6 separate regions of the Homo sapiens genome follow, and regions 2, 3, 4, 5 and 6 are each linked to region 1. Evidence: chromatin contacts called from ENCODE Hi-C or POLR2A ChIA-PET data. All regions are on one chromosome and are shown on one strand. The core of a region is the stretch at or near the end of the contact, and the rest is flanking DNA. Distances in the headings are between cores, read along the strand shown. Region 1 holds the start of KDM3B (lysine demethylase 3B). Region 2 holds the start of TAF7 (TATA-box binding protein associated factor 7). Region 3 holds the start of HARS2 (histidyl-tRNA synthetase 2, mitochondrial). Region 4 holds the start of WDR55 (WD repeat domain 55). Region 5 holds the start of NDUFA2 (NADH:ubiquinone oxidoreductase subunit A2). Region 6 holds the start of ANKHD1-DT (ANKHD1 divergent transcript).

What was found. A loop is a pair of places that touch in the nucleus more often than their neighbours do. ChIA-PET counts read pairs that join two places held with the same protein, here RNA polymerase II (POLR2A). Pooled maps may share reads with other maps.
Region 2: a map of CD8-positive, alpha-beta T cell shows a loop between it and region 1 (8-fold over the local background). The contact joins the promoter of TAF7 here to the promoter of KDM3B in region 1. A Hi-C loop is called at or near these places in 1 of 168 maps with a recorded cell type or tissue (CD8-positive, alpha-beta T cell) and 6 of 50 pooled maps. POLR2A ChIA-PET finds 5 or more read pairs at or near these places in 1 of 52 experiments (HCT116).
Region 3: a loop to region 1 is called in a pooled map, with 13 times the contacts of the local background. The contact joins the promoter of HARS2 here to the promoter of KDM3B in region 1. A Hi-C loop is called at or near these places in 9 of 50 pooled maps.
Region 4: a pooled map shows a loop between it and region 1 (3-fold over the local background). The contact joins the promoter of WDR55 here to the promoter of KDM3B in region 1. A Hi-C loop is called at or near these places in 1 of 50 pooled maps. POLR2A ChIA-PET finds 5 or more read pairs at or near these places in 2 of 52 experiments (MCF 10A and activated T-cell).
Region 5: a loop to region 1 is called in a pooled map, with 7 times the contacts of the local background. The contact joins the promoter of NDUFA2 here to the promoter of KDM3B in region 1. A Hi-C loop is called at or near these places in 3 of 50 pooled maps. POLR2A ChIA-PET finds 5 or more read pairs at or near these places in 3 of 52 experiments (activated B cell and activated T-cell).
Region 6: a map of B cell shows a loop between it and region 1 (6-fold over the local background). The contact joins the promoter of ANKHD1-DT here to the promoter of KDM3B in region 1. A Hi-C loop is called at or near these places in 1 of 168 maps with a recorded cell type or tissue (B cell), 1 of 37 single-sample maps with no recorded cell type and 6 of 50 pooled maps.

The regions. Positions count from the first base shown.
Region 1 is chr5:138,350,036-138,354,905 of GRCh38, reverse strand. KDM3B (lysine demethylase 3B) reads right to left here and starts at 2,221. Exons shown (of 24, transcript NM_016604.4): 1 at 1,919-2,221. The coding sequence starts at 2,110. RefSeq lists an enhancer at 1,282-1,381 and silencers at 1,632-2,101, 2,182-2,421, 2,442-2,521.
Region 2 is chr5:141,318,153-141,323,022 of GRCh38, reverse strand. TAF7 (TATA-box binding protein associated factor 7) reads left to right here and starts at 2,239. Exons shown (of 1, transcript NM_005642.3): 1 at 2,239-4,533. The coding sequence starts at 2,979. The coding sequence ends at 4,028. RefSeq lists enhancers at 1,711-1,860, 1,871-1,930, 2,511-2,710.
Region 3 is chr5:140,688,296-140,693,165 of GRCh38, reverse strand. HARS2 (histidyl-tRNA synthetase 2, mitochondrial) reads right to left here and starts at 1,711. Exons shown (of 13, transcript NM_012208.4): 1 at 1,410-1,711. The coding sequence starts at 1,517. It overlaps HARS1 (histidyl-tRNA synthetase 1), which reads left to right and starts at 1,796. Exons shown (of 13, transcript NM_002109.6): 1 at 1,796-1,951; 2 at 2,222-2,311. The coding sequence starts at 1,862. RefSeq lists enhancers at 1,460-1,529, 1,610-1,699, 1,860-2,089 and promoters at 1,361-1,677, 1,742-1,768, 1,740-1,861, 1,411-1,861.
Region 4 is chr5:140,662,827-140,667,696 of GRCh38, reverse strand. It overlaps WDR55 (WD repeat domain 55), which reads right to left and starts at 2,793. Exons shown (of 7, transcript NM_017706.5): 1 at 2,594-2,793. The coding sequence starts at 2,784. LOC124901088 (a long non-coding RNA gene) reads left to right here and starts at 2,260. Exons shown (of 2, transcript XR_007058968.1): 1 at 2,260-2,332; 2 at 2,540-4,870. RefSeq lists enhancers at 2,659-2,788, 3,139-3,298, 2,716-3,382.
Region 5 is chr5:140,645,443-140,650,312 of GRCh38, reverse strand. It overlaps NDUFA2 (NADH:ubiquinone oxidoreductase subunit A2), which reads left to right and starts at 2,683. Exons shown (of 3, transcript NM_002488.5): 1 at 2,683-2,830; 2 at 2,951-3,057; 3 at 4,635-4,870. The coding sequence starts at 2,730. The coding sequence ends at 4,726. IK (IK cytokine) reads right to left here and starts at 2,484. Exons shown (of 20, transcript NM_006083.4): 1 at 2,389-2,484; 2 at 1,776-1,842. The coding sequence starts at 2,404. MIR3655 (microRNA 3655) reads right to left here and starts at 2,469; the gene lies at 2,387-2,469. It also overlaps a transcript of TMCO6 not described here. RefSeq lists enhancers at 2,410-2,945, 2,686-3,105.
Region 6 is chr5:140,398,574-140,403,443 of GRCh38, reverse strand. It overlaps ANKHD1-DT (ANKHD1 divergent transcript), which reads left to right and starts at 2,043. Exons shown (of 2, transcript NR_186045.1): 1 at 2,043-2,333. ANKHD1-EIF4EBP3 (ANKHD1-EIF4EBP3 readthrough) reads right to left here and starts at 1,611. Exons shown (of 36, transcript NM_020690.6): 1 at 1,171-1,611. The coding sequence starts at 1,476. It overlaps ANKHD1 (ankyrin repeat and KH domain containing 1), which reads right to left and starts at 1,611. Exons shown (of 34, transcript NM_017747.3): 1 at 1,171-1,611. The coding sequence starts at 1,476. RefSeq lists enhancers at 1,408-2,297, 2,488-2,537, 2,628-2,777, 2,868-3,017.

The sequences.
Region 1 (4,870 bases), core at 972-3,471:
GGCTCTGAGTTTTGGTCTGGCTGTTTTCTCATCTATGTCCCTGGATATACATGTAAGACAAGCATAAATGTATTCTCAAAATACAAACCTGCCTTTGCTTCTACATTCACACAGCCCTATGCAAGACCTCAACACAGCTGTAATGTTCTTTGCTTTAATTTCCAAGAATCACTGCAACTTTTTACTTGGTTTGAGAACCCAGTTCCGTGGGATCAGTGGTAAAATTATTCAGTATTTAGCTTAGTGGGTGTCCAGCAAGGAAGTGAGCTCCAAAATCCTCTGCCCTTAGGGAGCACAGCAAACGACAAAGTGAATGGGGAGCCATTTCAGGTGCAGAGCTCATTAGCAATTCATCTGATGGAGGAAACGAGACGACCACTGCAAGAACCAGAAAAAAATCCCAATGAATAGCTAGGGCAAAGTAGGCCTTCGGTCAAAGTATGCATATAATAGTGGATCTTAAGTATGTTTTGCCTCCAAGGTGGTAGAATGAATCTGAAATGGACACTTCTTTTCCCATCCCAGCCATCTTTTAAAGAAAGCGCAGAGGAATAGAGATCCAAATCCCAGTCTTAATCATCATTCCATCCCCTTAAATTTTTAGTATCTTTTTGCAAATTTGCCCCACTGAGGCCTTATAAATGTCCTAGTAACGTTTCTTATACAGCATGAAGAAAAATCAAAGCAAATGAACCCAAGTAGCAGAAGCAAAGCCTAAGCCATCCACAAAAAAAATCCATAAAGCTTGTATATTAGTGAAAAAGGACAGTCTAACACCGTTGATCAATAGGAAGAAAAATGAACATCGGAAGCCTACAACATTACTTCCAAATCTCACAAACTGCGTTCCCGTTTATATCTGCAAAAGCAAGTTCATCAAGAAAATTTACTTTCTGCTTGCTGATCTATTACATTCCAAAAGACCACCCCCTGCCCCAACACGCACACACACCATTTTTCATAGCCTTATCTCACCAGAGAAGCTAGGGCCCCTATCAAAATGAGGAAATAAAGTGGCTTGCCAAAACTCAAACACTATATTTTACCGCCACATTAACGAGAATAACACATCATGATCCCGAATGCTAGTTAAGTTGTATGACTGAACAACTTTAATCACAAAACACACCAAGGCATTCAAAAAGGGCCAAGCCCAAACACAAAGTTTCAAAACAAAACCTCTCCCAAGGTTGGGGGAGTAGCTGAGCTGGGAGCAAAAAGCACTACCCAGCAGCCCCGTTCGGCCACTAAGAAAGATCTCAAACTTAACAAAAACAGCCACAACTGCAGCTCCTGTCACCCAGAAGCGTTAAGGAAAGGAGAGGAGAGCTCGAGACAGTGCCGAGAGCTGGCCTTTCTGGAGACCGCCAGGCCGAGCCCAGCTCAGATGAGGAAGTAACTGCCAGATAAAAAAGCCCCGACCAGCTCCAACTGCAGCCTCCGTGCCTCCCATAACTGCCCACATTCCCGCCCCACTTGGGGCTCTGGGAGAAAAGGAACAGGGCGCAGGTCTCCTGGGAGAGGCTGGGGACCACAGGTCCGCGTCTTCGAGAGGGCAGCGGCAACACTGGCCGAACTCTGAGGCTCCCGGGAGCTCAAGATTCGAGAGCCTGCTCCGAAGGCGTGTTGGGGGGAACGCCGAGAAAAGGGTCGCCCAGGAGGCGGGGCCTGCTGGCTGCAAGCAGCAGCTCCGGACGCCCTGGCCGCCCCCCGGGGGAAACCGGGGCGCACACCCCGACGCGGAAGCCATGCCGGCAAGCGCTCGGGGTGCGGAGGTGCCGGCGGGGGGCGCTAAGGAGACCCGGGGGCACGGAAATGGGTCACCCCCATCCCACCGCCCCCTCACAAAGGCCCCCGGGGAGGCCGCCCGCAGGCCCCGCAGCCCCGGCCTCGAGTGCCCGACTCGGCCGCCACTCACCGCTAGGTCCTGGGGCACCGCCCCGCTCATGGCCCGCACCGTGCCGGCCCGCCAGGCTCGAGTGCGCAGCGCAGGCCCCGGATCTCCGCTCGCCGCTGCCGCCGCGGGAGCCGAGGCCGAGGCTGAGGCCGCAGTGTCCGCGAACAGCAGCAGCAGCCGCTTGCCCACCGGGGAGGCCGCCGCGTCCGCCATCGCCGGGGCCGGCCTGACCCGCGCTCCCGCCCGCCGCCTCCCACCACCTCCGCCGCCAAGCGCCCGATCCGCCCGCAAGGCCTCCCTCCGCACCACCCGCGGCCGCCGTTCCCCCCCACCCCCCCCAACAGCCACCACCAACCACCGGCGCAGCGCAGCGCCCCCCGTGGCCGGGAGCGGAGCCGCAGCCTGGGCCCCGCACAGCGCCCCCCGCGCTCTGGAGCGGGGCGACAGCTCCTGGCCCCTCGCAGCGCTCCGCCCCAATCTCCCCGGGGCCTGCAGTGCCCCCTGCGGTCTGGAGGGGAATTGCAGGTCCGGCCGGGGTAGGGAAGTGGGCGGGTCCTTCAGCTTCCCCATGGCATCATCCCTGGTCTCAATCTTCCTTCAGGGAGTCGTATATATGAGAGGGCTTTAGCTTGCTCTCCTCGGATACCAAAGACATTTACGGGGTAAGGGGGTGAGGGGCAAGGTACCTAGAGAGTGGATGTTTTGAGCTATTTAGTGTCTCCAATACCCCCATTGATTTCCTATCCTGAAAATATGAGCTCCTACCTGCTGTCTTGTAGGAAATGTTCTCCCCATTGGTCCATGAGACACAATGTCTTCCTTCTCAATGGCCCATAACAGCACCATCCCATTCTATACTGCCAGCACTTCTTAGGTTCCTTTCCAATTGGCCAATGTATTACTTCCATTGGATGTATAATGCCACTCTTTCCACTGACTGAAGGCCAACGTGCCCCCCAACATCTTGGTGTTTTTCCTAAAACCGACCTAACTTCTTCCCCTTCCTAGTCTGCCAATGTTATTAAGTCTACGTGTTTCTCCATTCAACTCTTAGGGGAACTGGAAATAGACCAACAGTAAAGGGGTTCTCTTAGTAGCACTCCATCTTACCATGGAATTAGTGGGGCTGGGGGCAAAGAAAATTCTGTAACTCTTATCTGAATGCATTTAATACAGGTGTGGGAGACTGATAGCTCCTGATTAGAAAAGGAGCCTGCAGAGAAAGTGAGATGCTGAGATTTTTGGCTAGATTGTTACCCACAATAAGCAACAGGAAATTGCCTCAATCATTTAAAGCTGGCAATATCAGGGACTAGCACATTCCATGGTCTCATGGATGCAGAGACTGAGTATACACAAAATGGATACAAAAGATAAAGGGTATAGTAATAACCCATGACTGTTGTTCTAAAAGTGACTTTTTGATTTTCCCTACAGACAGGAAATAGTGGTAGCTGGTTCTTTCTCCAAGGCTTCTGTGCCTACCCCAGCTATCTCCTGTCCATAACCTTGTCTACACCCTTGACCTACTTTTCTTGTAACAAAGGCTTGGGGAGAGGGGTAACCAACTATTGACTTTATACTTTTACTAAAGTATAAAACATATAGGAAAATCATTCTAGAACCAACCCTGTGGAGCACCAAGGAAACATTCCTCCCTCCACTTCTTTTTAACTTCCATCTCCCACAGCCAACCTGAGGCCTGACTCAGAATGTTTTTCTGGGCTGAGAGCCACCTCTTAAAGCACATGGCCCATAAGCTGTAGTTGGTAGGAGGGGAACAAGGGTGAATCCATACAAGATCTATCTGCCTTGCAATTTTTCTATCAAAATTATCTGCTGGGATTTTCTCCCATACAGAGATTTAACTACTGCCCCAATGTCCAAGGCTAGTTTCTCACAGCAGAGAGACAGAAATGTACCTAAGTTCACGGATGGGAAAGGCAAAAGGGAAATGCATTCAACAAATGTGACCAGCACTTTTCATGTGCCAGGAACTTCCCAAAGTGTTGGGGACACAATATTGAATAAAACAAAACTCTTGCCCTCATGGAGTTTACGTTCTTTCCTATATTAACAAGACTTCAGGAATGAAAAATAAAATCACACTTGGCCTCACAGAAAATAGCAGAAAAATCCAACAAAAATAAACTCAAAAGAAAAAAAGGGGGAAACAAAGTCATTTTAGATGTTCAAACTTTACCCCTGCTCAAGCAGTAGGTGAAATGAAACATCAGTTTTAAAGAAAAAAAACCCTGTAATTCTAAGCTTCTTTAACCACATGCCACTGCCCACCACTTCCCCAAAGCCCTTCCTTTGTTTCCAGGGCAGGTGACAACCCTCACTTTTTCTAGGGTGTATGTGCACCCCTGCAAAGATTCCTGCTCCAGGTAGTCAAGTCAGTCCTGTCCTGCACACACTTCATTGGTATTCAATGATGAGTGCCACCAATTTGAAGCAGGAAACCAGGACATAAGCTAAGCAACTTGACTCTTCTTGCTGCCTGGCAAATTAGCACCACAACTGGTAAAGAAAGGCTAAGCCTTAGAGACAGAGGCTCCTGCCTGGATCTCTAAGCAACTACACTTCACCCACACACATTGGAAGAATGTCAACATAGAGAGAAGAAAGGGTGGAACAGAAAGGTCTAAAGAGTGAGCCACATAGCTTCTTTTGGCAAACCAACACTCCCAAAGGAAACATTAGGGAAAATACTGTCTTCTACAACAAAAGAGAAGCTTTGCAGCTAGGATTATTTTCCAAAAGCAGTATTTTTAGGATGGAAAAATTGCCTAGGTCTATGGAATCTGAATTCTGATGACTAAACCTCTATCTCTCCAGGATGTAACATGTGAAAACTTAAGAAAGATCCCTGGCTGTCTCCCACCCTGCCTTCTCCCTACTTCCCAAAGCCTACAAACCAATCTAGACAAGTTCCTGACTGTACCATAAACCATTTCTCAGGGAGCTGGA
Region 2 (4,870 bases), core at 990-3,489, 3.0 Mb before region 1:
GAGCCACTGCACCCAGCAGATTATCTTAATGTCTACTGATAAATCCAATTTAAAAAAATATTTAGGGTCAATATAATTTCCTCCCCTAAAACAGCATATAGAAAATGTGTTAAACTCAAAAGCAGAAAATGTATTTCAGGACTGAAGGAGCTAGATACATTAAGAAAACCTCAGTTAATCCTTTTAACTATGTCTGGCAATATTCCATGTAAAGAAAGGTTTAGAAACTAAAATACACAGTAATTTTGGAAAATGAAAAATTGCATACAATTTATCTCAAGTTACCTTCTATGATAAGAATATTTGAGCATCATAAAACTCATAGGGAAGATGCTGAGTAATATTTGGATTATTTTCATGTATAATGACCTCACATTGTATATGGTTAAACAAAACACAGCCAGGCGAGGTGGCTCAAGCCTGTAACAGAAAAAACTTCATCTTTGAAAAAGAGGAAATAGATCATTCTGGAAATTACAAGTAAGTCAGCTAACATTCTTCAACACATTATAAGCAAAGAGAAATAATTTACCGTTATCTGGAAGGGCATACTTTCTCTTTTAAAATTAACATTAAAAACCAAACTAACGTCAGGTCATTTTAATTTCCTCCCACAACAGTATCTCATTCTAGCTAAACCACATTCACACACACTATTAGTAAACCTCCCCACCTCATAACAATTAGAATTGTCCTTGACTAGAAAGGAAATGTATGTAAAGTGGCTCTATCTCATTTTAAAATGACAAAGAATGTATTTTCTCTCAGAAATCACTACAGGATTTGAGACTATGATCTTTCTAGACAGATAAGTTTTTTCATTCAATTAGCAAATATTTTTTGTGTATCTCCCACATTCTGGTACTAGGCACTGGGACACAATGACCAGGATAGAAGAAGATCACTATCATGGAGCTTTCAATCATACAAGAATAAAGTGAATTTTGGAAATGTTAATTACATCTTAAGAGAATTCTCTTAAATTTAGGGGCAATTGTTAATATTTTAGAGGATAGAAATGAAATATTAATGGCCTTGATGCTCTCCCAGATATTTTAAAAATAAATGGAAATAAATAGAAATAAGTACCAACTGTTACCCAGTTATGTTAAAATACTAAAAATATGTGTTGATGAATACCTGACTATTGATAGAAAAGACAAGCAGAAAACAGCAAAATAGTAGAGGTGGAGTTAAAAAAAATGTCAAAGTAATTTAAAATTACTTGTACATGAGAGACAGGAAACAATACTTCAATTATATCTACTTTAACCAGATGCTCAGTCTATCAGACAATTCTGTCCAAAAGAACACTTCCTTCTCTGTTTACATTTACATCTAAATCAAGCACATAAAAAGGAATCACCCTTGTTTCCCCAGAAGTATTATAGAACACAAGTAAAACCAGAGGCACAATTCCCCTACAGGGAATTATATTTAAAAATACAGACTTTGGGCCATGCGCGCTGGCTCACACCTATAATCCTAGTACTTTGGGAGGCCAAGACAGGCAGATCACCTCAGGTCAGGAGTTCGAGACCAGCCTGGCCAACATGGTGAAACCCCTTCTCTACTAAAAATACAAAACTTAGGTGGGGTAGTGGAACGTGCCTGTAATCCCAACTACTTAAGAGGCTGAAGCAGGAGAATCGCTTGAACCCCAGAGGTGGAGGTTGCAGTCAGCCAATATTGTGCCACTGCACTCTAGCCTGGGTGACAGCCTGAGACTCCATCTCCAAAACAAACAAACAAACATATATATAGAGAGAGACTTATATAGTAAGCTGCATGTCCTCCTCACTCCATTGATTTGGGTACTTTGAAATCCATTGTATAGTAGCTACACATTCTTGTATTGGCACCAGATAGGCTAGACTCTAGGGAACATCCGAGATGTTTCCAGAAGCAAAGACGCTTACTGCAAGGCGTCCCCCATCTCCCGGAATCACCCGGAAGTCTAGAAGCCATCCGGCCCCACAGCGATCCCGTAAAAGTGCTGGCTTAGCGGGGGACGAATCTGTGTCTTTCTTGGAACTTCCAAGCTCTAAATAGTTTGAAACCAACAGCTCTTCCGAAACACTGTCATTTCCATCCCGGAAAAACAAGTTCTCGCGAAAAGATGAGTTTCACGCTGGGCAGCGTAATTGCGCTATTGCGCCTGCGCTAGCTGGGGCTCCGCCCTTCCGCCCGGAGGGGCTGTCACTCACAGCCGCCTCCCGCCCCGCGTCGCGACGTAGCACTTCCGTTTTTGCTGGGTAGGCGACCCGGACGGAGGGCCGGCGAGGTGCGGGGTCTGGTGATGCGAGCTGCGCCTCTCGGCAAGATTTCGCGCTGCCCATCCCGGGCCCTTTCATCAGTAATCGGTAGTGGATCACTCTGCCAAGCGGCAGGAAGAATTAAGGAAACGACAAGGAGACGCTCGGCTCTCTCCCGCTTGGCTCCTTGCGGCCTCCTCTTCCCTTCGCTCCGGCCCGGTGAAACTGAACTTATAATCGTCACTGGATTGTAAGTACCCGAGGCGAAGAGAGCTCGCTGAGCCCTGATTTTTTGAGTGTCTTTGTTCCGGGAGAGTTTGTGAGTTGAAAGTATCTCTGCTGGGCTTTCTGGGCCGAAAACCGTTCCGGGGGAGCCGCCATTTGCTTTCCTGTTCCCTAGCTAGCTAGCTAGCTCTCTCCGCGTTGTCCGGCAGCGGCACCTAGAGGTTGGGACTTGGCATTGCATCTGATTTAATGAACTTAAGTCTGTGAATAAGCCTTTGTGTTAACGACTGGTATTCGGTCACAGCATATTTAGAGAAAAGACTTGGAGCTTAAATAAAAACTAAGGCAAAATAGACGCTTAGCTGCTGATCTACAGAGAACTTCTTGTAATTAAAAGATTTCAATTCATAGCAAACTGGTGTTTTAAACTATTGCAGTAGCTGGAACTTTTTAGTGTAACCAGCATTTATTGGAGAAGTGAATCACAAGGAAATAAAGATGAGTAAAAGCAAAGATGATGCTCCTCACGAACTGGAGAGCCAGTTTATCTTACGTCTGCCTCCAGAATATGCCTCTACTGTGAGAAGGGCAGTACAGTCTGGTCATGTCAACCTCAAGGACAGACTGACAATTGAGTTACATCCTGATGGGCGTCATGGAATCGTCAGAGTGGACCGTGTTCCATTGGCCTCAAAATTAGTAGACCTGCCCTGTGTTATGGAAAGCTTGAAAACCATTGATAAAAAAACTTTTTACAAGACAGCTGATATCTGTCAGATGCTTGTATCCACAGTTGATGGTGATCTCTATCCTCCTGTGGAGGAGCCAGTTGCTAGCACTGATCCTAAAGCAAGCAAGAAAAAGGATAAGGACAAAGAGAAAAAGTTTATCTGGAACCACGGAATTACTCTGCCTCTAAAGAATGTCAGGAAGAGAAGGTTCCGGAAGACAGCAAAGAAGAAATATATTGAATCTCCAGATGTTGAAAAAGAAGTGAAACGATTGCTGAGTACAGATGCTGAAGCTGTTAGTACTCGGTGGGAAATAATTGCCGAAGATGAAACAAAGGAGGCAGAAAATCAAGGCCTGGATATCTCTTCTCCAGGAATGTCTGGTCACAGGCAGGGCCATGACTCATTAGAACATGATGAGCTTCGGGAGATATTCAATGACCTCAGCAGCAGCAGTGAGGATGAAGATGAGACCCAGCATCAAGATGAAGAAGATATAAACATCATTGACACGGAGGAAGATCTGGAGAGACAGCTACAGGACAAGCTAAATGAATCAGATGAACAGCACCAGGAAAATGAAGGAACCAATCAGCTGGTTATGGGAATTCAGAAGCAGATTGACAACATGAAAGGCAAGCTCCAAGAGACCCAGGACAGGGCAAAACGACAAGAGGATCTCATCATGAAAGTGGAAAATCTGGCTCTCAAGAACAGATTTCAGGCTGTACTGGATGAGCTCAAACAAAAGGAAGACCGAGAAAAGGAGCAACTCAGCTCTTTGCAAGAGGAGCTAGAATCACTCCTAGAGAAGTAAAAAGAACTGATATTTAATTTCAGTCTTCAGACTGGTCAGCATTAGAAAATTCTTGGCTTTATTGTACTGGGTATTAAGACCTTGCTCTTCCTAGTCCTTTTAATGCTGTGTGTTCTGTTAAGTTCTTTCATTTGTTTGTAATTTTGTTTTTCAGCAAATTTATATTGTTTTGCTAGGTGTTCATCCTATAAGAAGCAGGATTGTATAGGCAGAAAAATGATTGTAGGAAAGTTGCAGGATTAGCGGAATGTATGGTTCAACCTTAATTATAGCTTCATTGCAGGACTTTACTGTTTCTCCATTTTCTAGAAGCTGCTGTTGCTGCTTTGTGATGACGTGAGATCAATAAGAAGAACCTAGTCTAGAGACAATGATGCTAGTTTGCATATGTTTTCCTATGCAATAATTGTTTTCCCAGTTATTCAAAGCAGCTTTCTATATGTAGAGATGCAAATTATTAAGTTGTTTCCAATACAATAAATAAAAGCATCTGTTTTTCACTTTATAGTGTATCTTGTTCTTTCATGGTTGGTGGGAGTCAGGTCCTCTTGTGAGGTGGTTTTATGGTGGAGTTTAGTGACTAAGCAATTTGATCCCGTTCTGCAGGTAGAGGCAGTAGGGTTTATGAAAAAAAGGAACACAGCAGGGGTAAAGAAATTGGGAATGGTCATGTTTGCATCATATTAAGATTCCAATTCTATTTGATCTACTTGAAAGCTGGGAAACATTAGATACAGAGCTTTCTTAAAGTACCCTAATTTTTGTAGATGAAGGCCTTTGTGCCTTTTTTAAAAAGCGCTAAATCTACCTGCATAAAATGTTGGAAACAAAGCAGTGGTTAT
Region 3 (4,870 bases), core at 462-2,961, 2.3 Mb before region 1:
GAGATGGGGTTTCACCATGTTGGCCAGGCTGCTCTTGAACTCCTGACCTCGTGATCCAACCGCTTCAGCCTCCCAAAGTGCTGGGATTACAGACATGAGCCACCGAGCTCAGCCGCATTTTTAATATTCTCAAATACTTTAAGAATCTGAGAATAATGAAGGCACTGAACAACCCACCACTACCAACACCAACCATTCAGGGGTAGGGATTATGGTGATCTTCTCCAGGTCACCGTTCCTACTGAAAGAGCAAAAATAATTTTTTTTTTTTTTTCAGATAGAGTCTTACTCTGTCGCCCAGGCTGGAGTGCAGTGGCACGATCTCAGCTCCTGCAACCTCCGCCTCCCGGGTTCAAGCGATTCTCCTGTCTCTGCCTCCCGAGTAGCTGGGATTACAGGCACATGCCACCACGCCCGGCTAATTTTTGTATTTTTAGTAGATACGGGGTTTCGCCATACAGGTCAGGCTGGTCTCAAACTCCTGACCTCAGGTGATCCACCCCCCTTGGCCTCCCAAAGTGATGGGATTACAGGCATGAGCCACTGTGCCCGGACAAAAAAATAATAATTTTTAATAAGGTAGCACTGGTTATCAGGTTTAGAGAGAGGAAAACTGTAACTTGAAGACAAGGGAACCAGCTCAAGGACACAGAACAAGCCTGTGGAATGATAAGATATGGATTTCTTGAATGAGCTAAAAAACTCAGACTGATAAGATGCTGTGATTGAATATCAATAAAAGATCTGTGCCCTATTGTTCACGATAGCACAAAGCATCTGCTAAGAGAGCATTAGAATCTTTCCGAAGTAAGGCAAAACTTAATCAGTGACATTACCAGCACGCTGTATGCCCTTCCAAAAATAGAGGATGTGGTGGTTCCATACTATGGCGATTATCTGCCCTAAGAGAAGTCCAAGTTCAAGTACACAATCCCTTATCTGCAATTCCAAAATCCAAAACTCTCTGACATCTGAAAATGTTTTTCTGAGATTCATTTTGAGGTAAATTCTAAGATGAACTCAGTCTACTTCTGATCTTTAGTCATCTCATTTACTAGGAATATTCATATATTTCGCTTAAAAATGTTACTGTTTGAGTCCAAGAGTTTCAGGAAAAAGTGTGGATATGAATTAAAATACTCCCTTACTACATATCCGTGTATAAGTCATTCATTTAATCTTGCAGCCTCCGTTTCCTCAACTGCAGAATGGAAATCAAAACTCCAACCTCTCAAGATTGCTCCAAGGATTAAATGACCAGGCATCCAAATCGCTTAGTTCAGTGTCAGTACATAGTGGGCACTCGATAAAAACCGATTGTAACACTACTGGAATACAGGCCGCGAGGCTATGCGTTCAGATCTGGAGACCCTGCTGGGACAGACCAGAGATAATTCTGTCTCGCTCACCTGGCTTTGGCAACGGACCGCCCCGGTGCACGAAGCGCAGGGCGGTCGCAGGAGCTGGCTGAGCAGCGAAGCCCAGGCCCTCCTGGGAAGAAGTCCGAGCAGGGGCATCGCGCGGCAGGACGCCGGCTTTCCGGGACAGGAACAAAAGGCCTGGGAAGGAGGCGGGTCAGACACCAGGAAGGGTGGAGGGCACTGCAAAGGCGGAACCCGCGCACCAGGGAAAACTCGGGCGTTTGCGCACCTCACTAGTCACGAAGGCTGAGGTGGGATCCTCCCAAGTTCCCTTAGTAGCCAGCTTCGGCACTTCCGGGAGGAGCCGGAAATAATTTTTGTGCTCGGCGGAGGCTCTCTAGGCGTGCGACCCAGCGACTCGATAGCCGGAAGTCATCCTTGCTGAGGCTGGGGCAACCACCGCAGGTCGAGACAGCAGGCGGCTCAAGTGGACAGCCGGGATGGCAGAGCGTGCGGCGCTGGAGGAGCTGGTGAAACTTCAGGGAGAGCGCGTGCGAGGCCTCAAGCAGCAGAAGGCCAGCGCCGAGCTGGTGAGATTTAGGCAGCAGGGGAGAGGGCCAAGGCAAAGCCTGGGAGGACGTAAAGCCAGGGTGTTCGGGACATAGGGTAGAGATGTGAGGGAAGCGACCAGTCTTGTAGGGAGGAGAGTGGGCTGCGTGGGGAGACATCCGGGGTGGGTCCCGAGAGAAACAAAGCTAGGCCTGAGCAGAGAGATGTGATGAGGGAGGAATATTGAATGAATGGCGGGGGAGGGAGGAGAGTGACAGATGGATAGCTCAGCGCCTTCTTTCCCTCCACAGATCGAGGAGGAGGTGGCGAAACTCCTGAAACTGAAGGCACAGCTGGGTCCTGATGAAAGCAAACAGAAATTTGTGCTCAAAACCCCCAAGGTAATATCATTCCTGTAGGGAGCCACTGAGAAAGTCTCTAACTCTACTCACGGGGCGCTTATGTCTGCCTCCCTAAACCAGGTCATTGAGGAGGATCTGAAATGCTGCAGAGGAGAGGACAGTCGCTCTGGGCGCTGGGCTGGACTGGACTCTACCTGAGTCATTCTGGGATGGCAAAGTGATGGCAGAAACTAGGCCAGCTGGGTGATCAGGGGAGTCAGCCTGCTGCTGCTACTCCTTCGTTCATTCAATAAATGTGTATTTAGCGCTATGTCTCTAGCACTATACAAAGCACTGAATATATACCATGGTGGACAATATAGCCTACCCTCATGGAGCTTACATTCTACTGAAGGAGAGAGACTTAGAACAAATAATCCCACACAGATTTTTTTGTTTTTTTTTTAAACAGAGTATCCTCTGTTGCACAGGCTGGAGTGCAGTGGCACATCTTGGCTCACTGCAGCCGCTGCCTCCTGGGTTCAAGCGATTCTCCTGCTTCAGCCTCCTGAGTAGCTGGGACTACAGGTGCCCACCACCATGCCCAGCTAATTTTTGTATTTTTAGTAGAGACGGGGTTTCACCATATTGGCCAGGATGGTCTTGAACTTCTGACCTCAAGTGATCTGCCCGCCTCAGTCTCCCAAAGTGCTGGGATTACAGACGTGTGCCACCGCACCCGGCCACCACATGTGGTTATGTAATTACATATTGTGAAAAATGATATAAAGAAATTAAGGTTGCTCTGAGAAAAATAAGGGAGAACTGGGGAGTCTGAGAAAGGCTAACTGAGGAAGTGATATACTAACTGATCTAATGAATGAGTAGGAGATAGCCAGAGGACAAGTGTGACAAAGATAGGTCCAGGTAGAGTATGGAAACCCTAAAGTGGGAAAGAACTTTGGTAGTTTTGAGGAACTAGAGGATGATCTACATGGCTAGAACTAAGTTAAGGAGAGTAGAGTGGAATGAGGTTGGAGATTCTGAGCTCATCCTCCAGTTCAGTTCCACTTTCTGTAAGTTCTATAAACAGAACTGTTTACCCCTTCATCTAGGTGCTCTTGGCACTTCATACATATTTGTTATTACACCAACTTTAAGTAGTTATTTATGTCGTTTATTTACCCTGAGACTGAGACTAGATGCCTAAATAGGTATAGTCAGCCCTCCATATCCCAAGGTCCCACATTCACAGATTCAACCAACTGTGGATCAAAACCATTCAGGGGAAAAGAAACGATTAAGAAAAAAAATCTGGCTGAGTGTGGTGGCTTACACCTGTAATCCCAGCACTTTGGGAGGCCACAAGGGGAGGATCATTTGAGCCCAGGAGCTTGAGACCAGCCTGAGCAACATAGTGAGTCCCTATCTCTAAAAACAAACAAACAAATAAAAACCTTTTGAAATCTAACAATAAAAATTTCAAATAAAAAATATAGTATAGCAACTATTTACATAGCCTTTACATTGTCTAAGGCATTATAAACACTCTAGAGACTATTTAAAGTATATAGGAGGATGTGCATATAATTTTATGTCAAGGGCTTGAGCATCCATGGATTTTTGGTATTCACATGGGGCCCAGAACAAATCTCCTGTGGATACTGAGGGATGATTCTATTTAATACATGTATTTGAAATTGAATTCCAAAGGAGAGGGGAGATGGTCTGTTTTCCTTGTGTTAAGGTTAATTCTTTGGGATCCTAAATTCATTGAGCTGTTTCTTTCTACATATAACTAATTTTTGAAGGTTAAAGAGACAGTGTAAAATCCCAAAGTGGTGATCATCAATGATTTTTCAAACTATTAGATGAAAAGCTTACTGTGGAATTTATGATGGATCAGTCTGTCCTCACTAGTGATCAGTTTTAACATCACTAAAAGTAGGACAACTAGACATTATGTTCCTGCTGATGTGATGCAAGAAGAAGTACACAGCACCACCTGGGAAGTATTCTTGCCAAGTAAATTGAACTTGAATCTAATCAGATCTTTGGACTAACTATCAGTTTACAGGAAATACTAGAGATGGAGGAACATGTTAGATGGCACATCAAGCATATTGTTCACCAAATCTAGAATGTGAAAATTTTTTTTTAGGACAAATGGCCCAATTTCCTCAGTTAATAAATGACCTTTTTAAAATAAAAAAAAAAAGTTGGGGAGGGAAGGAAACTATTGTAGATTAAATAGACATATCAGCTGATTACAACGCATAGACTTCATTCTGAAGCTGATTCAAATAAATCAACCATAAAAAGATATTATTGAGGCAACTGGGGAAAACTGACCATGGCTTAGCATTAGATAATATTAAGGAGTTGCTGTTAGTTTTGTTAGTTATAATAAAGATAGAGTCTTTGGGGTTTTTTAAATGTCCGTATGAGTTAGAGATTCATACTGAAGTATTTATGGATGAAATGATATGACGTCTGGGATTTATTTAAAAATATGTAAGAAAAACATGTCAGGGCTTAAATGAAATAAGAATAGCAGATGTTAATGGTTGTTGAAGCTGGGTAATGGATAAATGGTGACCTGTAATACTATTCTCTATA
Region 4 (4,870 bases), core at 1,544-4,043, 2.3 Mb before region 1:
CCCCAAGTGCCTGCCTCAGAGCAGATCCTCAAAAAGGGCAGAATGAATACATGCTTAATTGCCAGTGAGTTCCAGGTAGGCAGAACTGAGCCTGCTCATTTTCTCTATCCCAGTGCTGAACGTGAAAAAGTAGCTTAATAAACATTCACAAATTGAATGAATACTTGGGAAGGGAGAAGAGAGCCCTGGAAAGCTAAGGTGGTGACATGTGGGTTGGATCATACAAGAGTAGAATTTGCCTGGCAGAGAGCAAGGGCCAGATACTGGAGGCAGCAGAGATAAGGAATGAGGAGGGTTCCTTGTAGCAGGAGAGTAGCATGACTGAATCTAGAAAGATGGGCTGGGGTGGGCATGAGACCACATGAGCCAAGCAGAAGTTTGAATTTAATCCTCGGAAAAGGAACCTTTTCACAATAGTCATGGCTGAGGGTGGGGAAGGGGAGAACCAAGAATTTTCCTCCAGAACCTTTTTTAAGACAAGGGAAGCAACAAAGTTGTGTGGAATGTGAAGAAAGGTGGATGTCTAGGGCAACTCCCAAGTGCCTGGCACCATAAATATGGATAGTAGTAGAAGGGAACCTACATTTGTTGAAGAGCTGCTTAGGTGCTGTACTGCAAACTTGTCCCCTCTGCAAGGGTAGGTATAATTCCCCCTTTCAAAGATGAAAATACAGAAGTTAACACGCTCAAGGCCATTACAGCTAATGAGGGGTTGAGGTTTAAATTCATTAAGTAAATCTGATAAGCATAACATCTTCAACTTTTCCACTGCCTCTAACCTGTATCTTTTGTTCAAAATCAAACATGTGTTGAGCATCTACCCTAGACTAGAGGTTGGAGATAAAATAGAGAACAAAACCGATGACAGATTACACTCCAGAACAGTGTTTTTTCACATTCTAGTCATATAACGGACTAGTAAGCTACGATCAGCATTTTGTGTACATGTACACAATAATAGAATAAAATCAGCAATTGTATCACAGAGCATCATATATAATGTAAAAGGTATTTCTCTGTGAGGCAAGGTCAAAGACGTTTGAAAAACATTAGTGAAGGAGACAGCATTCAAATAATTACACAAATGGACATATGGTTACCAACCATTCATTATTAAGGGAAAGGTACCATGGCACCTGGTGCCATGGCAGCATCTAACAGGTAACCAATTTTAGTCTGGGGAGAGAGGAAGAGGGAAGAGATCCTGGAAACTCAGAGATAGTAGGTAAAAGTGAGGGGAAAGGAGTTTTCCGGACAGAATAGCACATGCAAATGGGCTGAGGTTTCGAGATTTTTTTTTGAGATGGAGTTTTGCTCTTGTTGCCCAGGCTGGAGTGCAATGGCACGATCTCGGCTCACTGCCACCTCCACCTCCCAGGTTCAAGCGATTCTCCTGCCTCAGCCTCCCGAGAAGCTGGGATTACAGGTGCCCGCCACCACACCCAGCTAATTTTTCTATTTTTAGTAGAGACAGGATTTCACCATGTTGGCCAGGCTGGTCTCCAACTCCTGACCTCAGGTGATACCCCACCTTGGTCTCCCAAAGTGCTGGGATTACAGGCATGAGCCACCACGCCCGGCCCAAGACGTATTTTTAAAAGGTATGGATGAATGAGCACAGATGGTCAGGGCGTTGAAGGCAGGATTGAGAAATTTGTACTAAATCCTAAAAGCAGACCATTGAAGGGTTTTAATCAAGGGAGTGTCTCACTCTATTGTCCAAGCTGGAGTGCAGTGGCACGATCTTGGCTCACTGCAACCTCCACCGCCCGAATCCAAGTGATTCTTCTGCCTCAGCCTCCCGTGTAGCTGGGATTACAGGCCCGCGCCACCACACCGGGCTAATTTTTGTATTTTTAGTAGAGACGGGGTTTCACCATGTTGAACAGGCTGGTCTCGAGCTCCAACCTCAGGTGACCCGCCCACCTCGGCCTCCCAAAGTGCGGGTATTACAGGCGTGAGCCAAGATTTGTGGTTTGAAAAATCACTTAAAGGGGCCTGCTGAGCCTGTCTCGGGCACAATATAATAATCCGGTAGGAGTCCGGGCACGGTGGTTTACGCCTGTAATCCCAGCACTCTGGGAGGAAGGCAGGTGGATCACGAGGTCAGGAGTTCAAGACCAGCCTGGCCAAGATGGTGAAACCCCGTCTCTACTACAAATACAAAAAAAATTAGCCGGGCGTGGTGGCGGGCGCTTATAATCCCAGCTACTCGGGAGGCTGAGGAAGAGAACTGCTTGAACCCGGAAGGGGGAGGTTGCAGTGAGCCCAGATCGCGCCACTGCACTCCAGCCTCGGCGACAGAGCGAGACTCCGTCTCAAAAATAAATAGGTAAGTAAATAAATAATAATCGGTGGGAAATAACAAGGCCTTAAAGGGCTTTTTGGCCTACTACGGTATCTGGGCTCTGTCACGACATTCCAGTTCTTTCAACAGATTGGTGTGATAGAAGAGCCGAATGTTACTGAATAAATTGGACCCAAAGAATCTTGCAAAATTTGTCTCCCTGCAACTTTCTCTCATCTCTCCTGTTCCCAGGTCCACCCCCGGGAAGCTTCCAGACCCGGCGCCCCGGCCCTGCCCCGCTCTCACACGAACACGTCCCCGTCCACGTCCCCTGCAGCCAGTAGGTCACGGGCCGGATGGAACGCCAGCCCACTAGCCGGAGCTTCCAGCACGATGTCTTCCGGAGTGTCCCGGATCCGGGTTGGGGCTTCCATGGAGTCTGGGTCCTCCTCGTCGCTCCCATCCTCAGCGGGCCTCTCCTCACAAGTGCGGTCCATGCTGAGAAGGACTGCGAGCCGCGCCGCCGCAGGGTAGTCAGCCTCGGAACCACCCACACTGCGGGAGGAGTAGCCTGGCACTCCGCTTCCGCCTCGGGGGGCGGGGCCGGAAGTGTCTCCGGGACGTTCTTCCTCTTACAGGAGAGGTGGGTGGGCCGCTGCTGGTGCGGGTGGAGCGGAGCGAAGAGACCGCATCTGGGAGATCGGCTACTTCCTTGTCCTGCTGTGACCCCGTTTGGGCTAGGTAGACGGTGCGACCGTCAATTCCCTCCCTAGTCACGTCACGTAAAGTTGAGAACTGCGTGTAAATCTTTCCTCTCCTACTTCATCCAGACAGGCTTAATGCCCTTGGGATAGGAGAGAGGGACGCTAGTCCTTCGTGGCTTGGTGAAACCCAAGATCAAGTCAAGCGACAGCCTGGGCTGTCAGGAAGCCGCAAAATCCCACGCTGCGCGATGACATACGGGAGTCTGGGACAGCAGGCAGCTCAAGCAGCTGGTGTCCACGCCCCTAACGTCTTTGTGGCCAGTTTGCTGTGCCAGTTCCTACAATTTGTCTACAGAAACTCAATGGGCTGGACAAGCAGTGCTCAGTTACCAAGAATTTTTTTTTCTTTTTTGTTTTGCTTTGTTTTGAGACAGGGTCTTGCGCTGTCGCGCAGGCTGGAGTGCAGTGGCACGATCACCGCTCGGCTCAAGCGATCCTCCGAGTAGCTGGAACTACAGGCACGCGGCACCACGCCTGGCTAATTTTTATTTATTTATTGAGACGGAGTCTCGCCCTGGCTGGAGTGCAATGGTGCGATCTCGGCTCACTGCAACCTCCGTCTCCCGGGTTCAAGAGATTTTCCTGCCTCAGCCTACCGAGTAGATGGGACTAGAGGCGCATGCCACCACGCCCAGCTAATTTTTTGTATCTTTAGTAGAAACAGGGTTTCACCATGTTGGCCAGGCTGGTCTCAAACTCCTGACCTCGTGATCCGCCCGCCTTGGCCTCCCAAAGTGCTGGGACTACAGGCGTGAGCCACCGCACCTGGCCAATTTTTGTATATTTTGTAGAAACGAGGACTCAGTATGTTGCCCAGGCTGGCCTTGAACTCTTGACGTGTCTTCCCACCTCAGCCTCCCAAAGTGCTAGGATTATAGGCGTGAGCCACGGCGCCCAGCCCCTGAATTTCTTTTTTTAAATCAAGGTCTTGCTCTGTCACCCAGGCTCAGAATGCAGTGGTGTGATCATAGCTCACTACAGCCTTGAACTCTTCGGTTCGATCCTCCTGCATAGCTATAGACTCATGAACTCCTGGCCTCAAGAGACTCTCCTGCTTTGGCCTCCCAAAGCACTGAGACTGTGGGCATGAGCCATCGAGCCTGGCCTCAGAAACTGAATTTCAAACCCACAATCTCCAGGTCTTGCTTTTAGTGACTCTCCAGATGTCTTCACCTGTGCCATGTCTCTGTGACCATTTTTAATAATTGGGACTGCCTACCTACATCCATAGAACCATGGTGTCATTTGTCTGAAATTAGCCATTCTAGGTGCTATTGCAGCAAGGCCCAATTTCAGCCTCTTACATGCCATGCACAATACTGGCTTCCTCACAAAAACCTGTCCTACCAAGGTGAATATAATCAAAGACAAGGTAATGGCTAAGGTGACTTTCTAGCTTTCTTGGATCTGGTGAGGCCACAAATCTTGGGCTCAGGGTAGACAGTGGCAGCGTGGCATCCAGCCAGGAAGCAGTAGTGACACCTAATGATGAGCACCAGGCCAAAGTGCTGGTAATGAGCAGAAGGGAAGAAAAGGGAAGGGAATGGTGTGATTCAAAGGTCAACAGACCTATTCTGGGCCTTGGCAAATGTTTCAGGGTGATGAAGGGCACCAAACCCTTCTGGTCTAGGATAGGAATTCCTGTACCTGCAGGGCCACACTATATCAGCTCTAAACCCAAAGCACTTCCCTAAGGTTACACCTTTAGCCAAGGAGACAGTGATTTGTACTCAACATTAATAAAGCTCATAGTACATAAACTCATAAAAGGTTTTGGTTCCCACCCATAAGTGATTTTCATTAGATGCCTTCATCCAGA
Region 5 (4,870 bases), core at 1,434-3,933, 2.3 Mb before region 1:
TCCAATCCAACTTGATATCTAATCAAGTTCCTCTTCTCCCCAAGGAAGACTTTATTGAAGACTACTGTAACAAGAGTCAAGACCATTGTAATAGAGTAGAGAGACTGAACTTAATTCCGAATACAACAGGGACAAGTGAGAATTTATAGAAAATTACTAAAAGCAACTTGGTTAGGTATGGGGGTGGAGCGGTGGTTGATTTCTTTGTTAAAACTGTGCTCAGCAGGCCACGGATGAGTCCTGCTGAAAAATGGGACTCTTTGGGGAACCTGACTAAAGTTTAGCCAAGGAGGGAATGCTTGTCACTGCTCTGAAAGATAATCTCAGAAACACTGAGCAGGGTTTAAAAAGAAGCAAGTTGCAAAAATGATATATACAGCATAATATCATTTAACTCAAATATTTTAAATCACAAAGCAATGTTGTGTTTTCCTCAGATATGCATGTATGTGTATAAATGCATTTAAAAAAGAGTAGGAGGGCCAGGCGCAGTGGCTCACGCCTGTAATCCCAGCACTTTGGGCCGCCGAGACGGGCAGATCATTTGAGGTCAGGAGTTCAAGACCAGCCTGGCCAACATAGCGAAACCCTGTCTCTACTAATACAAAAATTAGCCAAGCATGGTGGGGCATGCCTGTAATCCCAGCTACTGGGGAAACTGAGGCAGAAGAATTGCTTGAGCCCAGGAGGCAAAGGTTGCTGTGAGCAGAAATAATGCCATTGAACTCCAGCCTGGGCAACGGGAGGAAAAGATATGCCAAAAAAGGTAACTGTGGTTACTTCTAAGAAAAGGACTGAGGCTGGGCACGGTGGCTCACGCCTGTAATGCCAGCACTTTAGGAGGCTGAGGCGGGTGGATCACTTCAGGCCAGGAGTTCAAGACCAGCCTGACGAACACAGTGAAACCCTGTCTCTACTAAAAATACAAAAAAAAAAATCAGTCGTGCATGGTGGCACATGCCTGTAGTCCCAGCTACTTGGGAGGCTGAGGCAGGAGAACCGCTTGAACTCAGGAGGCAGAGGTTGCAGTGAGCCAAGATTGCATCACTGCACTCCAGCCTGGGTAACAGTGAGACTCCGTCTCAAAAAAAAAAAAAAAGAAAGAAAAGAAAAGAAAAGAAAAAAAAAAAGAAATGGACTGGAATTGGGGATGTTATCAAAGATGATTTTATCGGGGGCCAGGCACGGTGGCTCACGCCTGTACTCCCACCACTTTGGGAGGCAGAGGCGGGTGGATCACCTGAAGTCGGGATTTCAAGACCAGCCTGATCAACATGGAGAAACCCCATCTCTACTAAAAATACAAAATTAGCCGGGCGTAGTGGAACATGCCTGTAATCCCAGCTACTCGGAAGGCTGAGGCAGGAGAATTGCTTGAACCCGGGAGGCGGAGGTTGTGGTGAGCCGAGATCGCACCACTGCATTCCAGCCTGAGCAACAAGAGCGAAACTCAGTCTCAAAAAAAATAAAAAGATGATTTTACCCTTATTTCCTATGTTTTAATTTGCTATTGGAAGAAGTAATTCCTATATAATGTGTAATTACACAACACGTATAAAAAAAAAAAAAAACTTAACACCTTTCCTGCAGGAATTTCCCTTCTAATACCCTTATGCACTTGGCCTGATCCAGTTAAGGCTCACAGAGATAAAGGGCCAGCGGGTATAATTTTTTACCATCCTTGATGACAAGACATTCAGAATTCTTTCACCATCACCACCACTTTTCTATTCATTGCCCAACTCATTTCCATGGTCCTAGCACAAAATACTCACTGGTGGAAGGAGTGAGGATCATCCACATCGTGGCCATCGGGGGCCAAAGGGTTGGAGAACGGCTCACCTGACAAAAAAAATTGACGTTAATTTAATCAGTCTCTTACGTGTCAGATCCTATGCAAAAATTTGAGATATAGTAGTGAACAATACAGAACAAAAGTTAGAACAGCGACAGTGTCAACACAATGTAATAAGTGCTGAAATAGGAAACTACAAGAAGCTGTGGGAGCACAAAGCAGAGGACCCTAATCCTGCGCTGGAGGATCAGAGAAGACTTCCGGAAGATCACGTCTAAAATACTACGTAAAAGATAAATACGCGCAACCCAGGATTAAGTATGGGGACAGGACTGGGGGAAAGCGATCCACGCACAAAAGCCGCCCATCATCACTTGGAGTAGGAGTGAGGACTGGGGACGGAGTTTGGAGCTGTCGGCCTCACTTAGGACCCTGTGGCTTCTCCGGGCTCAAGCGTCACACATACATACATACACACACACACACACACACACACACACACACACACACCCGGCTTAAGCTCAGAAGCTACAATAATGCGCCAAGTGCCCCAAGTGCCATGGGGAAGAAATAACGGATGGCCTGAGCCTTACTATCTCGCTCCGGCATTTTGTTATCGTTCTTTCGCTGTCACCAACAATCGAGTCTCCAACAGCAACACCGCAGCGACAAGCTCTTTCCCACAGTGCACCTCAGAATCAACCCACACTGCTTTGCGTTCGCAGCCTTTCCGCTTCCTGTTTTTCCCTCCGACCAACCCCGAGCGCAAAGAAATTGACCTCGCAGCGGTCCTACAATACTTTTATATCATTGGCCAAGCTTTACCCCGCCCCTGCCTCATGCAGCCTATGGGCTAGGCTTTAGGGTCCGCGGTTGGTCAGACCGGAGCACTTGGCCTGAAGACCTGGAATTGGCGACTTCGATATTAACAAGGATGGCGGCGGCCGCAGCAAGTCGAGGAGTCGGGGCAAAGCTGGGCCTGCGTGAGATTCGCATCCACTTATGTCAGCGCTCGCCCGGCAGCCAGGGCGTCAGGTGAGGCGCGGCGTGGTGAGGCGGGCGGGCTTCGGGACGCCAGGGTCACGACCTCGACCTCCCTGAAGTTGAGGGAAGCCCCCGCCCACAGCACGCGCGGCGCTCTCTCCGGCCCCGCAGGGACTTCATTGAGAAACGCTACGTGGAGCTGAAGAAGGCGAATCCCGACCTACCCATCCTAATCCGCGAATGCTCCGATGTGCAGCCCAAGCTCTGGGCCCGCTACGGTGAGTGCGGGACGCCAGGGGTCTGGGGCTCCGGTAGGGGAACAAGGGTTTGAGAAGAGAAGGGACCGCCCAAGGTCGTGCAGAAACCCGTGGAGAAACTAGAACTCGGACTTTAGCCTTGCTGTTGATCTTGTTTCCATGAAGAAATTTATATTCGCAGGGTTATATGATGCGTTGTATTCCGGGCAACATAAGTATGCAGGCTGACCGAATCCTGCGTAGGGACCAGGAGCTGACGTTTTTGTAGTTAAGAATGGGCTTCAGACAGGAGAGAAGTTAGTCAATATAGTTTCTCCAAATAACGTGTAGCCAGTGTCAGTCCAGGTAGTGTGTGAGAATCTCAGTAATTTTGCACATAGAGCTGGGCCCTGTGCTGAGTGCTTCCCTGCCTAACTCATTTAATCTTCATTAGTTAGGAGGAAGCGTGTTCTTCTTTTCTCACTGTAGAGATTAGAAAACGGAATCAAAACTTTGTTTTGCACTATTGTTAAACTCTAGCTGCAACTTTAGATGCAGCTAGAGTTTAACAGGATTGAGCCTTTACATTTATTCCCCTTCCTAGAATGCACTTACCCCTCTAAGACTGGCATGGCAATGTATTGCAAAATGAAATTTTCCTATCATGTTGCCTAACACATTGTAGGTATGCAATAAATGTTTATACATACTGAATAACAGGATTTTAATCACAGCTTTTAACTATATGGTGCCCTGGGAATGACGGGAGGAGGTGGAGGAGAGTGACCACCTTAAGCAGATTGGTTCTCAGAGTAGATATCTGTGAGACACAGTAGACATTAGACATGCACTAATAATTGGAGAAGGAAAAAAGCTTCTCCTTCCAAAAGCCAGTAGACTACAGGAGGAGATAGACACGAGTAACTTTAGTGTATTGTGCTGGGTATTATGTTAGATAGCCTATGGGAGCCTAGAGAATGGGTACCCAGCTGGGTGCGGTGGTTCACGCCTGTAATCCCAGCACTTTGGGAGGCTGAAGCAGGTGGATCACCTGAGGTCAGGAGTTCAAGACCAGCCTGGCCAACATGGTAAAACCCCGTCTCTACTAAACATACAAAAATTAGCCGGGTGTGGTGGCGGGCACCTGTAATCCCAGCTACTCAGGAGGCTGAGGCAGGAGAATTGCTTGAACCCAGGAGGTGGAGGTTGCAGTGAGTGGAGATCGTGCCACCACACTCCAGCCTGGGTGACAGAGCGAGACTCCGTCTCAAAAAAAAAAAAAAAAAAAGAGAGAGAATGGGCTCCCAGCTGAGGCTGGACCCATGCAATACATTGCTCACCGTAGTTAATAATAAATGCCTACAGTGCCCCCGAAAGCTTCCCTGAAACAACCCATTGCGGCCATCCAGAATCAGCCAAAATTCTATTTGGACTTGGGCTTCCTAGATGTGTTTGAGACCTATTGTATTAATTCTAGGCATACCAAATGTATTTTGATCATATCTCTTTAATACTCTTCCTGTCTTAACAAGACTAAGATAAAGACAAAGATCTTTTATTTTACTTTGGTAGCCTCCAGGGTGCAGAATAGTTAAAGACACCTCCCTCTCTCTCTTCAGCATTTGGCCAAGAGACGAATGTCCCTTTGAACAACTTCAGTGCTGATCAGGTAACCAGAGCCCTGGAGAACGTTCTAAGTGGTAAAGCCTGAAGCCTCCACTGAGGATTAAGAGCAACAGCCCCAGAGCCTGGGCTCTGCTGGACTTAGTATAATGTGAAAAAAATGTGTTCTCCTATTCCTCATAAAGCTTGTGCTGTAAAATACTTTCTCAGGGTGTTCTTGTCCTCATCTACC
Region 6 (4,870 bases), core at 794-3,293, 2.0 Mb before region 1:
GAAACTCCATCTCAAAAAACAAAAACAAAACCCGCCCCTTTTTCCCCAGAACCCAAAAGAAGTTAATGCCTACCATCCCAGGTTGCTCAGACCTAAAAATGTGTACACATTAGAGTACACACAGAAGAGTTAAAGAAATGAAGGACTTCACTGCAAAGGCAGAGTGAAGGTGTCCAGCCGGGCACGGTGGCTCATACCTGTAATCCCAGCACTTTGGGAGGCCGAGGCGGGCGGATCACCTGAGGTCAGGAGTTCGAGACCAGCCTGACCAACATGGTGAAACCCCGTATCTAATAAAAATACAAAATTAGTCGGGCGTGGTGGCGCACGCCTGTAATCCCAGCTACTCGGGAGGCTGAGGCAGGAGAATCGCTTGAACCCGGGAGGCGGAGGTTGCAGTGAGCTGAGATCACGTGTATTCTAGCGTGGACAACAAGAGCGAAACTCCATCTCAAAAAAAAAAAAAAAAAAAAAAAAAAGAAGAGGTTTCCACAGGTTGCCCCACTTTCTCCAAGCCTAAAACCTCCGAGTTCAGCTACCCAGCTATTCCGAAGCTCAGGGATGCCCTGGAACTTCCTTTTCCTGTCTAACTTCACAAAAGGTCCCAGAAGGAGGAGTCACGTGATTTTTCAGGGTAAAAGCCGAGAGATCCCTAATACTCAAACCTGTCTCAAACTGAAGAGGGAGAATAAGAACCGTCCTTAAGCACACAGGTAAGACACACACAAGGCAGAAGGCAAATAAACGTATCCCTCAACTCTGAGGAGAGGCAAAGAAGAGAAACGATCTTTGCACCAGCTCTGTCTCTGTCTCTGTTTGTCTCTCTCAGTACCAAGGGCAGGGACTCTGGCAAGACCCCGCCCCCCACCCCCAACTCCAAAGCAGGGTGGGCGGGAGGCAGCCTGAGGAGTCCCTGTTCCCGCGCGAAGCTCAGAGACCAAAGGACTCCCTATTGTGGGTCTACGAATGGTGACGGGAACCTGTCCCGCTCGAGCTAAAGAGTAAGCCGAGGGCTCACTAGGCCCTCACCGCGGCCACCGCCGCCATGGAGCCGACCGCTGTCACAGAAGGGCTCCACCAGGGAAGCGGGAGGATGGCCCCGGCCCAGAGCCTACCCAAAGAGAATTCACGCCTCACAATGTGTGGGAGGCGAGGGTCCCGGAGCCTTACCTCGGACACTTCGTCCTCGTCACTGCCAGAGGCACCACCTCCACCCCCGGTCCTCAGCACGGCAGCCGCCAACTTGAAATCCAGCGCCGCGTCCCCTCCGCCCGTACCGCTGCCGCTGCCGCCGCCGCCGCTGCTGCCGACTCCCGACGCTGGCCCGGCCTCCCCAAAGAGCCTCACGGTGCGGATCCCCAGACCGACCCCTCCCGGCGGAGGCGGCTCCGAGGCCCCAGCTGGGGCGGATCGCGGAGCCACAGAGTCCAGGTCCTCCTCAAAGGAGGTGCCGCCGCCTCCGCTATCAGTCAGCATTGTTCGCACCCGGAGCCGGAGACGGTGCCGACCCACTCGCGGTCACCGCCGCCGCTGATCTCGGGAACGAGAAGAGCAGCAAGAGGAAGAAGCGTCTCCTTTCCCCCGTCCCAGCAGCGCCACTAACTTCTCACTGCCTAACCTGCTGCCTCCCGCCCCCTCGACTCGCCACTGGCTGCAATACCCTGGCGGCTGCAGATCATTGGCCAAAGTGACCCGTCGCTCAGGCTCTTCGTCACGCGCCGCTCGCTGGCTCGCAGCCGCCAAGCTGCGTTGACCCGCGCAGGCCTAGGCGGTTGCGAACACCCGCCTCCCACTCTTCACCAGCTGACTTCCGCTCTTTTCCTATGTCTATTGGCCAACCCGCCTGACTATCGCGTCACGACCTTAAAGTGGATTAGTTGGCCTTGTGGTCAGTCATAGTGACCCCGAACAATGGGAGAATTCATTGGCGCCATAAAGTGTCGGTCACTTTGTCGCGGGACGTCGCGTGGTACAATTGGCCTGTGGGAGTACCATTGATCCCGCCCTCATCTGAGGTGACGGGAAAGGGCCGGGAAATTTCCACTTCTGAATAAAATGACTGCTGAAGTGATGACCCGCAAGAATTGGTCAAATTTGGAGTAGACTTCACCCTGCGCTTGGTGAAACTTCTACGTCAAGGATGCAAGAGGCGCCGAAGTAACGCAGCTCCCACCTGTCGCTCTCCGCTGGGCGCCGAGACTATGGCCGGAGAATAGCTGCACCGGGATTGGAGAAAGGAAGCCATCAGTCTTAGGAAGGCTCCACCTTCCTGCCATTGCCTGGTTGGAGGAGCGTAGCGTCAGTCACTAGAGCAGTCACCACCTCTGGGACAGGTGAAGATGTGTAACCTATTTGCCGGGGGCTATTTGGGAGGGAATAGAGGACGGGGAGCGATGAGGGGACAGTCGAGGGGCAAGGCCGATCTCGCTTCGCGCCTCCCGCCTTTCTGAGTTGAGCCTAGCGCGCGGGTCTGAGGGACATCCGGGGAGCTGCTTGGGATGGCCGCCTTGGGGAGACTCGACCCGCCCGCCAGGACCCGGCCGCGCGCCGCAGTTCGGGCGCCTTCGGGCAGGATCGCCCAGCGGGGCCGCGTTCTCCTGCTTGCGGACGGCTGCGGGCCTGAGGGCTGGACAGCGCCATGCCTCAGTACCGGGAACTGTCCCACGTAGGAAGGTGGGAATGCCGCGAACGGCGTGCGGAATCCGACCTCAAGGTGGAACGGGGTGGTGAAGAGTGCATGCTCCGAGGCAGTTTCGAGTTCTGGTGCTGCCACTTACTTGCTGCCTGACTTCGGCGCGTTTGCTGTTTCATTTTTGTGACTTTCAACTCGCTCCTCTGTGAAATGGGAGTAATATTAGTACCTTCCTCATTGGGTTGTTGTTATGAATAAATTAGATGATAATATAGCGCTTAGCAAAGTCCCAAACTTACAGGAAAGACTCATTTTTGCTAGTTATTGTCTCCTCTTCCTTCAGGAACTCTCTGCTCGCCCCTGGGTCCTGCCAGCCCAACTAATTCTAGTTCTAATCAGATCTGTGTGGTGCAAAACAAGGCTAGCTGTGGTGGTCTTCCCTCCTCTAAGGAGATCTCTTCCTCCCTATATGCATCTCTCTATCTCTGTCTTTATCTTGTCAGTAAAGAGGGGGGTTAAAAATATTCAGATTCTATAGCGGGCGCCGTGGCTCACGCCTGTAATCCCAACACTATGGGATGTTGAGGCGGGCGGATCATTTGAACCCAGTAGTTCGAGCCCAGCCTAGGCAACATGGTGAAATCCCGTCTTTACCAAAAATACAAAAATTGGGCTCGGCGCGGTGACTCACGCCTGTTAATCCCAGCACTTTGGGAGGCCTAGGTGGGCGGATCATTTGAGGTTAGGAGTTCTAGACCAGCCTGGCCAACATGGCGAAACCCCGTCTATACTAAAAATACAAAAATTAGCCAGATGTGATGGTGCGTGCCTGTAATCCCAGCTACTCGGGAGGCTGAGGCAGGAGAATCACTTGAACCCAGGAGGCGAAGTTTGCAGTGAGCCAAGATCGTGCCACTGCACTCCAGGTTAGGCGACAGAGCAACACATCGTCTCAAAAAAAAAAAAAAAATTAGCCGAGCATGGTGGTGCATGCCTGTAATTCCAGCTACTCAGGAGGCTGAGGTGGGAGGGATCCCCTGAGCCTGGGAGATGGAGGTTGCAGTGAGCCGAGATCGTGCCACTGAACTCCAGCCTGAGCAACAGAGCGGTGCCCTGTCTAAAAAAATTAAAAAAATAAAAAAAAAACGGTTTCTATCTAATCCTTTAATCAGACATGACCAAAAAAGGAGTCTGGTGGTTTGTATGGAAAATATCCTTTGACCCAGAGAATGTCCATATGATAACAGAATTTGGCTGAAAAAAAAAAAAATGGCCGGGCGCAGTGGCTCACACCTGTAATCCCAGCACCTTGGGAGGCAGAGGTGAGCGGATCACGAGGTCAGGAGATGGAGACCATCCTGGCCAACATGGTGAAACCCCGTCTCTACTAAAAATACAAAAATTAGCCAAGTGTGGCGGCGCGTGCCTGTAATCCCAGCTACTCGGGTGGCTGAGGCAAGAGAATCGCTTGAACCCAGGAGGCGGAGGTTGCAGTGAGCCGAGATCGCACCACTGCACTGCAGCCTGGCGACAGAGCAAGACTCAGTCTCAAAAAAAAAAAAAAAAAGTCATTTTCTCCTCTCTTACAACTTTAACAAAGGCCTTTATATATCTCAACTGTGCAATATTTAATATTTCGTCATCCTTAAACTGGGATCTTAAAATTTTATAAGAATATAATGATTTTTAAAATAACTTTAAAAGTTGATTCTGCCAAACATTTATTTAAAAAACATTTTGAATATCATAAACATTTCTTTGGCTTAGTAATTGCTCATTTTGACATTTCACATGTAAAGGATAGTGTTTTCTATGAGCAGAACATGTTTGTTAAATGTTCTTTCTAGATAATAAATAAGTTGTAGAAAATGTTAAAAAAAAGTCTTGTACCTATTCTAGAGAACTATTTTAATGTAAATGCTATGTACACTGGCTTTAGTTAGCATTTGTGGAACTTAATTAGCCTATATCCTCAGTGCTGTTAAGTTTTCAAGGCATGTGTGACTAAGTCACAACCCAAACTAATAACACCAACAAAAGAAACCTGGCACTGCCCAACCCACTTCAAAGCTGGATTATCCAGAATTGGTATGGATACATCCTTAGGCAAAAACAGGTATTGACTGGTACAGCATTACAAAGGAACTAGTTGTCATGCTTACTACTGATACAAAAATAATTTCTGATGCAACTCCCTGAACAAACTCATTAAATTCTTTAAACAAATACAATGACTCT